Regions from separate parts of the Homo sapiens genome. Here region 1 is linked to region 2. A link is a contact called in ENCODE Hi-C data. All regions are on one chromosome and are shown on one strand. Each heading gives the region's core, a stretch centred on a gene start or an enhancer-like site at or near the end of the contact. The rest is flanking DNA. Distances are from core to core; before and after follow the strand shown. Region 1 overlaps TEAD1 (TEA domain transcription factor 1). Region 2 holds the start of LINC02989 (long intergenic non-protein coding RNA 2989).

Region 1 (4,189 bases), core at 1,002-3,501, 610 kb before region 2:
TTACAAAGGCTGAAATAGAATTTGACCTTTCTGAGCTATTGCCAGCTATGAATTGGAAACAAGCTCAATTTAAAAGGTAGCATCAATATCTAACTGCTCATCATCTCAAATTTTTTTCCATCTTCCTCAGTGTCTTTTCACAGGGTTTGTCTACCCATGCTATTTTTAGACTTCTATCAGAACTTCCAATGACTCCATATAAACCTACAGTAGGGGGGAGAAGGGTCTCATTTCAGTCCCATTTTCTCAAATCCCACGCTAGCTAACACCAATTAGCGTAGAAAAAGAAGGTAAGAGTTGGTAAATGAAAATGAGTCACACTCAATTTTAATTTTTCTCAAGATTGAAAAAGCTCATAAATTCACAAGTAAAGCACAAAGCAACAGTGAGTCCCAACTTCACACAGAAACACCAACCCAACTCTGCTCTGACTTGGGTACGTACACAAAGTGGGCACTGCTCATAAAGGAGAAAAATAAATACGAGTCACAGCAGACCCAACATTGGGAGACAACTTCGTGTTTCTCCCTTACTCTTTAAAATATTTAATAAAACAGTTATAAAACTGATTCTGAAGTCAGGAAGACTGGCGTGAAACACTGCAAAAGGAAAAAAAAAAAAAGAGGACCCTGTATATAAGGAAGTAAACTGCAAGTAAAAGCAAGAGACAGGCCAGAGCTTGGCAGGCTGGCGAGTGTGTTAGTTTGTTCTCTCGTCTCTCTCCCCTCTCTCTCTTTTTTCTCTCCTTTCTCTCAAGTGAAGAACAAACAAAGAGTCGATACTTCAACTATACATATGGAATCCAGAGCTTTCTGCCTAGTGTCGGCTTGCATGTCCCCTAGTTTTAGGATTCACTGGAACACTAAAGCCCCTTGAAACATTTGCCATGTGTTTGCTGGGGCACTTCCCCGGACTCAGCCTGCCGCCTTTCCTGGCTGAGTTGTGCCGGGCCGCACAGCAGAGCAGGGTGTGCCAACGCAGCCTGACATTCAGATCAAGACCACAAATTATAAACAGTTTCAGTAAATTGACTCAAGTGCCTTTGTTCCTCAGACATACATCTTCCTACCGCTTACAAAGGCAGGCAGCAGAACCTAACCACCAACGCGGCTATAGCCAGGACTGGGAAAGGAAGTTATTGAAGCCTGGATTTCCTGCCTTTGCTTGTAGCCAAGAACTATGAGGCTTGTAGTGGTTTCAGGAACTGACTCATCTCATGATTCATGGATAAGATACTGCTTTTAATATGTTTCTGACCCTAAGATTCAGGAAAATCAAAACCAGTCTGAACCTATGCTTCACTCTTATTTGCAAATGAATATTCACAGCAAAATAAACAGGAGGACAACGGTTACCGAAACAATGAAAACATCATGCCAGTGGCAGGAAAAGTGGAATGCAGGCATCACATGGGAAGCCGTCATCAAAGCTTAATCCATGGGCTGCGACTTAACAGCGTTTCAACTTCCCAAAAGTGGATAACAGGTGGGATAAGGTTTATTTTTAGATGTCATTCCCCTAGATGTAAAAATAGATTTAGCACAGCAATATTTTAATTCAGGCCCATCTGGGGTTGTGACTCTAAATATCCAGGATGTACAGAAGCATGTAGCTTAAGATTTAACTGTTCCAGTTGCAAACCAGAGTTCAGAGTGAGCAGACCAATGATTAATGGGTAATAAAGGACTCGCATTGGAACTCATTCTCTTAAATCATCCTCTGCTAGAAGGCTGAAATTCTGTATTTCCACCCATGTGCTGACTGGCCTTCTCTGTCCTTTACTGTGCGCATGCACACACGCACACACACATGTGCACACAGCCCAGGACTTAAAAGCGAAGTTCTTTAAAAGTACTAAGCACCAGGGGCTCGCACCTCTGGCTGCTTTCCATGATGTTCCCTGTGGATTTATTCATCACAAAGAGGTCCCCACTAGAAAAAACTTTTAAAGCCTCCCTCATTCATGGATTGTTGGGTTCTCCCCACTATCCCCACACAAGACATTAAGCACAGGACCAGTAGGGGTGGTTTTCAAAAGCCTTTATGGGTTTCAACACAGCCCAGTTGCACAGAAGGAAAAGGGGGAAAAGAACACAAAAAACACAGGCTGTTCTGTGGGGTGGGGGTGGAGGAAGCAGTAAGAACAGTTGACCAGGCAAGGCCAAAGTGCAGGGGCCGGCTGGCAGGCGCTGCATGGCTGGGCTCCTCCAGCAGATTTACTGACATGACGTCAGTGGCTCCAGTCCAGCTTTTTCTTTGGTAGCTTTTACCACTTGCCTCCTGAAGCCTCCACTATGTTAGGGAGCCACAGGACCATAATGAAAATTCCCTTTGTGAAACTGAGTTTACCGCGGGGCACAGAAGCCTGCCTTGTGAATTACGGGGCTCTTCCCCCTACTCTCAGTGCCCACGGAGGAAAGCGGGGGCGGGGGGGAAATAAACCCCTACAATACTGTACTTTCCTTTAATACAGAGGAACCATTACATTAAGCTTGCGGCTTTAAAAAGAAAAAAAAGCCGGGGTGGTGGGTGAGGGGCATTAAATGTGTATCCAAAATTTCCCAGGCCAGGATGCTGGTTAACTTCTCAGTGGTGTGGAGAATGATGATAATTTCAGGACTATTCACTTGTGCCGTCATGAGACTGTGTTGGCTGCACTGTGAACGCATACAGCTTTGTTTCACCAACAAAACAAAAAAGTATTACTGAAGCTAAAACTGTAGGTCTGAATGGAAACTCTGAAGAAAGCATTAGAGCGTGTCTTTAAAATGAGCCCTGCTTTGCTGGGGGGACTGGGGGGTGGTTGGCCTAAGTGCATAGTCTATGATGCACCAACATGGGCATAAAACAATTTCCAAGAAGCAAAGACAGAAATTATAATACTAAAAATAAGTTTAATAGCAGACTTGTTAAATAAAAAACACTCATCTTAGACTTGCAGGCCTACTACTATAGGCCCGCAGCACTAAAACAATAGCTATGTTACAACTAGGGATCCAATGCATAAATCTATCTAAAACTACAAATCTTTAACTTATTTAAGCTTATAAAAATAATAGACTAGTGATAAATTCTTTAAATGACTAGGACATTAAATACATTCTATTTTAAACACTTTGGAGAAGAAGTACAAAGCTTAATTCAATCAATATTTATTGAAACAGATGAGTACAAACGTACCCAACAATACCATCGAAATACAGCTTGCAGCCTGAATGGCTCACGGTGGTAATAAGATAAGGAATCTCTCATGTCCTGGTTATGTATACAAGGAATAGAACAAACTATCAGGCAGACATGATGAAGGCAATGACTAAAGACTTCTGTGAAGCCTACATTAACATGAGCTTTGGCCTTCAGGAGGCAAGTCAAACCACAAACCATCCATGGTAATTCTTCAGTTTGGTCTTTTTCTTAAGGGAGGAAAGGACAAGATGACAAGCACAAGCATGAAAGTGGCAAATGAGAGCCAAAGAGGCCAGGCATGAGCAAGTGTGCAAGGAAAGCTTTTACCACGATTAGAGTTGACATGGCAGGCAGGATCCATTTCCAAAGGTGAGCAGATTATTCAACTGAAGGAGTGGGAGGAGAAAAAAAGCAGAGAACCTAGCACACACATCATAGCCTAGAAACTCCATTTCTCACTAAAAGGAACCCAAACTCTGCAGAAATGGTTCATTCTATCTCCCAGAATACACAAGAGGTTGGACAGCAAGGAAACTATAAAAGACTATTAATAGGGTCACATCAAAAGGCCACAGGAGCCAACTAAAGAAATTCCCACTGGCCAAAGATGAAACAATTTGAGCATCAGTAAGAGGAGGAACTGCAATGGACTGAAACGCATTCAATAATTTAAAATCAGTGATTGCCTAATGATATGCAAAACAAAAAAAAACTATCTTTCCTTTACAAACTATATGCTAGGTTAACCATATAGTTGCTAAGAGAAACCTTCTCCATAAAAAGAGGAATGGGTTGGGTGAGATGGCTCACGCCTGTAATCTCAGCAATTTGGGAAGCCGAGGTGAGCAGATCGCTTGAGCCCAGGAGTTTCAGACCAGCCTGAGTGATGAAACCCTGTCTCTACAAAAAACTAAAAAACTAGCCAGGCATGGTGGCGCACTGACAGTCCCAGCTATTTAGGAGGCTGAGGTCAGAGGATCACCTGAGCCCGGGAAGTCAAGGC
Region 2 (4,249 bases), core at 1,537-4,036:
GCTCCTGGGCCTGGGTGAAGCTAAATAAGGCAGTTGAATATCTCTAGCTCCTGTGGGTAGGCCTGGCTGGGGAGAGCAGAAATTGATACCTTTAGTCTCTCTGTGTGAGTAATAAGGTGAGAATCTCAATTTGAACCTGTGAATAATCTAATTTTTTCCTCCACCGCACCTAGTACTGGCAAAGCACTCGGCTTGCATTGCCTGGATCCACTCTCTAATGAAATTAGACAATTATATTTCCTCATATCCATACTGAAGAATCCTTAGAAAAATGTAAAAGAGGAAACCAAGACGCAGCGAGGTGAAGGGTACAAGCTCATTCATACCAGGGCTTTCCCCTCTTCTCGTGGTCCTTGAGGCAGTGATCACTGGTCAGTCACTGCATTCTTTCCTGCTGACCCCAGAGCTGGCGACAAAGCTCAGAAGGGCCCTGCAGGCCTTTCCCCCAGCAGCTCAGTGTTTGCCATTCCCTGTGTGATGAAGTGGGTATGCAGGGAGGCTGGACAGAAAGCAGTGCTGCAAGGAAGATGGAGACCTGGAAAATAAAAATGTCTGTCTGTGTTACTCATTGCTTCAATAATGCTATGCAACTGTGGCAGATTGTATTTCCCAAAGATGGCCGCAACAATATCTCCCATCCTATCTTCTCTTTTGAAATGTGACCTTGCCATTTCCCTATCAAGATGTGACATCTATGTTTCCAAGGGTCGATGCTGTGATTGTTTTGACCAATAGAATAGAAAGAAAGTGATGCCGTGCCAGTGCTGCCACAACTCTTACCTGGCCTAGCAGCATCCTCTTCCTGCCTCGTGGAACCCAGCACCCCGGTGTGAAAAGCCCTTGCCCATGCAGAGGTCATGTGCAGTCAACAGCCCAGTTGAGTCCAGCATGAGAGCTGGCATCCAGTGCCAGCCACCTGGGTGAGCCATCCCAGGCACCCACTCAAGCTGAACCTTTCGGATACCTGCAGCCCTAGCCGACATCTGACTAATCATCTGAAAGCCCCCAGGTGGGAATTGCCCCACGGCGACTAGTCAATGCGTAGAACCTTGGGAGATTGTAATAAATGAGTATATAATACATTGTTTTAAATCACTAAGTTTTGGGGTGGTGTGTTACTCGACAATAAATACTAGAACAGAAATAGACTACCCCCAAAACGTATGCCTTAAAACAACATGTATTATTTCTCATGAGTCTAGTTGCTCATGCATCTCGGGTCCGCTGGCAGGTTGGCTGGAGGATGGCTGGCCTGGGGTGGCCTCTGCTGGGACAACTCGGCTCTGCTCTGTGTGATATTTCATTTCTCATAGGCTAGCCCCAGCTTGTTCTCATGGCAGCAGCAGGGGTTTAAGAGAGAGACAGTAGAAGACACAGGCTTCTTAAGACCTAAGCGTGGAGCTGGCACATTGTCACTTTCAATAAACACTGTTCAAAGCAAATTTCAAGGCCGGCCCATATTCAAAGGGTGGGGAAATGGATTCTGTCTCTTGATGGGAGGAGCTACACGGTCACATTGCAGAGGGTGTGGATTGAGGATGCAGAGGGTGTGGACTGGAAGGGATAGACGATTGTGGCTGTTTTTGCAATCAGTCTATCACAATAACTAATAAGGATATAAGAAGTTTGCTAGGAGCCGCGTATAGTGGCATGCCTCTGTCATCCCAGCTACTTGGGAGGCTGAGGCAGGAGGATTGCTTGAGCCTAGGAGTTTGAGGCTGCAGTGAGCCATGATCATGCCACTGCACTCCAGCCTAAGTGACAGGAGGATGCTGTCTTTAAAAAAAAAAAAAAAGAAGAAGAGGAGGAAGAAGTTAGCTGGGGAGTGTAAATTACAAGTTCCTCCTCTGTTTTCACTGACATCATTAGTTAGGCCTCCATTGCTCAGCATTACCTTTCACTGTTTTAGCTTTCCAGCCTCTATGGAGAAAGGAAAGACAGAAAGAAACCGTGAGGAGCTGTGTTTGGGTGGCCAGCCAAACTTGCCAAGTGCTCCAGTCCTGTGGCTTTCAACAGAGCTGGGCGACGCCCTGGTGCACTGTGGCAGTTTCTCAGGGCTACCACAAGGGAAATGGTTGAGTGTAAGTGTGAGAAACCCTGAGTCCCCACCTTAACCAGGGCAGTACTCTTCTTTCCTTGTGATTTCCTTTGGAGAAAGGTTATGCATCTTTAAAAAATAAAAATATTTCAAATCCAGTGAACTAGTCTAACCTCTCAATCTTACAGAAAAGGAACCAGTCTTAGTGAAATGGAGTGTTCTATTCTACATTACTCTGCCACTGAGTGTCTTGGCCGGTGTCAGACTCCAGGCTGCTGACGTGCCATCCTACCTGAGCTCATTCTTCTGCCTGACTCACCCCTCCCCTCACTGGGTTCAAGAGACAGCAGATTGCTGAAGCCCAGAGAACAGAAGAGAACTGAGGAACATCAGAAGGGATGTCCCTGACCTGTCACTGCTCCAATTCTCTACTTTCCCACCATGGTCCATAGTCCTTGAATCCTGAGCCTCAGCCACCACCCTTCCGCACATACACACCCTTACGTGATGATCCTGACAAGGCTTGGCCCCCAGAACCACAGACAATTCCAGGCATCATATTGGCAGGCAGGCTGAGCTGGCTGGTCAACCCCAGGGTGGAGCAGGGCACACTTGGGGGAGCTGATCCTGCAAGGGCAGATGGAGCTCCATCTGGGAGAAAAGCTCATTTCCCAAGAGAAAGCTTGGTCTTGTTTGGAGCCTGTGATCTCCTTGTTCTCCTCCCAGTTTGTTAATTCCATTTCTTCCCAAGTTCATTTTTTTAGGACATGGGCTATTTATAGCTCCCCCTAAGTCCTTTCCAGTCTGTTTCCTGTTCAAGTATACTGCATTAGTCACCAGAAAGTGTCTCAAGCAATCTCTGTGTCCCTGCCTGATCCCGGCCACAGGGAACACGGGGATGCTGGTCAGACTCAGGGTGGATCCCCTTGGAGAGATGGGAAGCAGGAGGCAGGAGGCTGGCTAAGGGGGCTCATGGGGGCAGAGGGAGCATCTCTTATTCCCCATCCTTTGTGGTATCAAGCCCTGAGTCCTTCCTGGAGTTTATCTAGTCCTTGGAGACACGGAAACTGCAGGGGCACCTCCATTTGGCTGCATATTTTTGCCATTACTTGATGACCTATTTGCATGCAGCTCCTTGCAGAGAATTTCCTCTCAAGCCATATAGGGTGATTTCATTGCACCACATGAAGCTTTTATTTGCAGTCAGTGATCAAGGCTCCTTCCTGACTTCCTCCTGCCAGTCCCACATCCCTCCTGTCCACTGTGACCTGCCTAGGCTGCTCTGAGCTCCCTGCAAGCTTGGTTCTCTCCAAGTGTGGTTGCTCCAGGAAATTACCAGCTTTATCTGAGGAGAAGGTGCTGGAGATCCAAGCTGAGTTTTTGTATCAGCAGGATGCCAACATTGCCCAGCAGCCCTGGCCACCTTGCGGGCTTTTATCAGCCTCCACAAATCCCTAGCAAAGGAGTTGAGTGCAGGGTTTCTGACCCTGAGCTTGCTGACACTGAAGGGTCAAAGGAAAGAAATGCGGAGGGAAGTCCGAGGTTTTGTTTGCACAGCTAGTCATCAGGCAGCCTACATCTCAGAGACCAACATTTTCCCAAACTGTAGTCTCAGTACTCCCCAGCCCCAAACAAAGGGACTTAATGTCCCTTGAACAAAGCTTCCGAGGGCCTCAGAGATAACTTGCTCTAGGTTCTTCTTAAGGGGCAATGACCTCTGTAGTCCCAACCTCAGTGTTGCCCAACTCAAAGCAGCAAGGGACCAACTGATACCCACTGGTCACTGAGCACCTGCTTTATGCCAGGCTGCCTGCTGAGTGCTTCAGAAACAAGCCCTCTGAACCCTCCGAAAGAGTCTTGATGAGAAGGTGCTTGAGCTAAACGCAATCTTCCTGTCTCACTCAGAGAGGTGGCATACACACCAGCACCCTGAGCGGAGGAGGTGGAGGAAATCGGGCATACAACATGGATGCCAGGTTCCAGCCCAGGCCCAGGCATCCCAGGGCCACTCCTGAGCTGTGATGCACACCAACAATCTGGCACAACTATTTTTATTTCCACTTGGTTTCCATCCGAGGAAATCATGAGACTGTCTCCCCACATAGCACACTCAATTACATCCTTGGGAGCACAAGAGCCCAGAAGATGCAATCAGGGATGGCTGAGTCAGGCGCAGTCAAGGATGAGTTTGCTTCTGAGAGTGGAGGTCTC

Evidence for each region. A loop is a pair of places that touch in the nucleus more often than their neighbours do. Pooled maps may share reads with other maps.
Region 1: a loop to region 2 is called in a map of PC-9, with 6 times the contacts of the local background. The contact joins the enhancer-like site here to the promoter of LINC02989 in region 2. A Hi-C loop is called at or near these places in 2 of 168 maps with a recorded cell type or tissue (PC-9 and tibial artery) and 1 of 50 pooled maps.

Annotation. Positions count from the first base shown.
Region 1 is chr11:12,690,838-12,695,026 of GRCh38, reverse strand. The region is part of intron 2 of TEAD1 (TEA domain transcription factor 1); the gene reads right to left. Among named protein-coding and RNA genes, the nearest start is that of TEAD1, 19 kb to the right of the region's middle. RefSeq lists an enhancer at 420-1,619. Within about 2 kb of position 2,251, at least 31 of the 41 ENCODE cell types and tissues checked have a DNase peak (open chromatin) inside an H3K27ac peak, as active enhancers do; they include PC-9 and tibial artery, where a contact is called at or near this core.
Region 2 is chr11:12,085,408-12,089,656 of GRCh38, reverse strand. LINC02989 (long intergenic non-protein coding RNA 2989) reads right to left here and starts at 2,786. Exons shown (of 2, transcript NR_186297.1): 1 at 2,537-2,786; 2 at 216-535.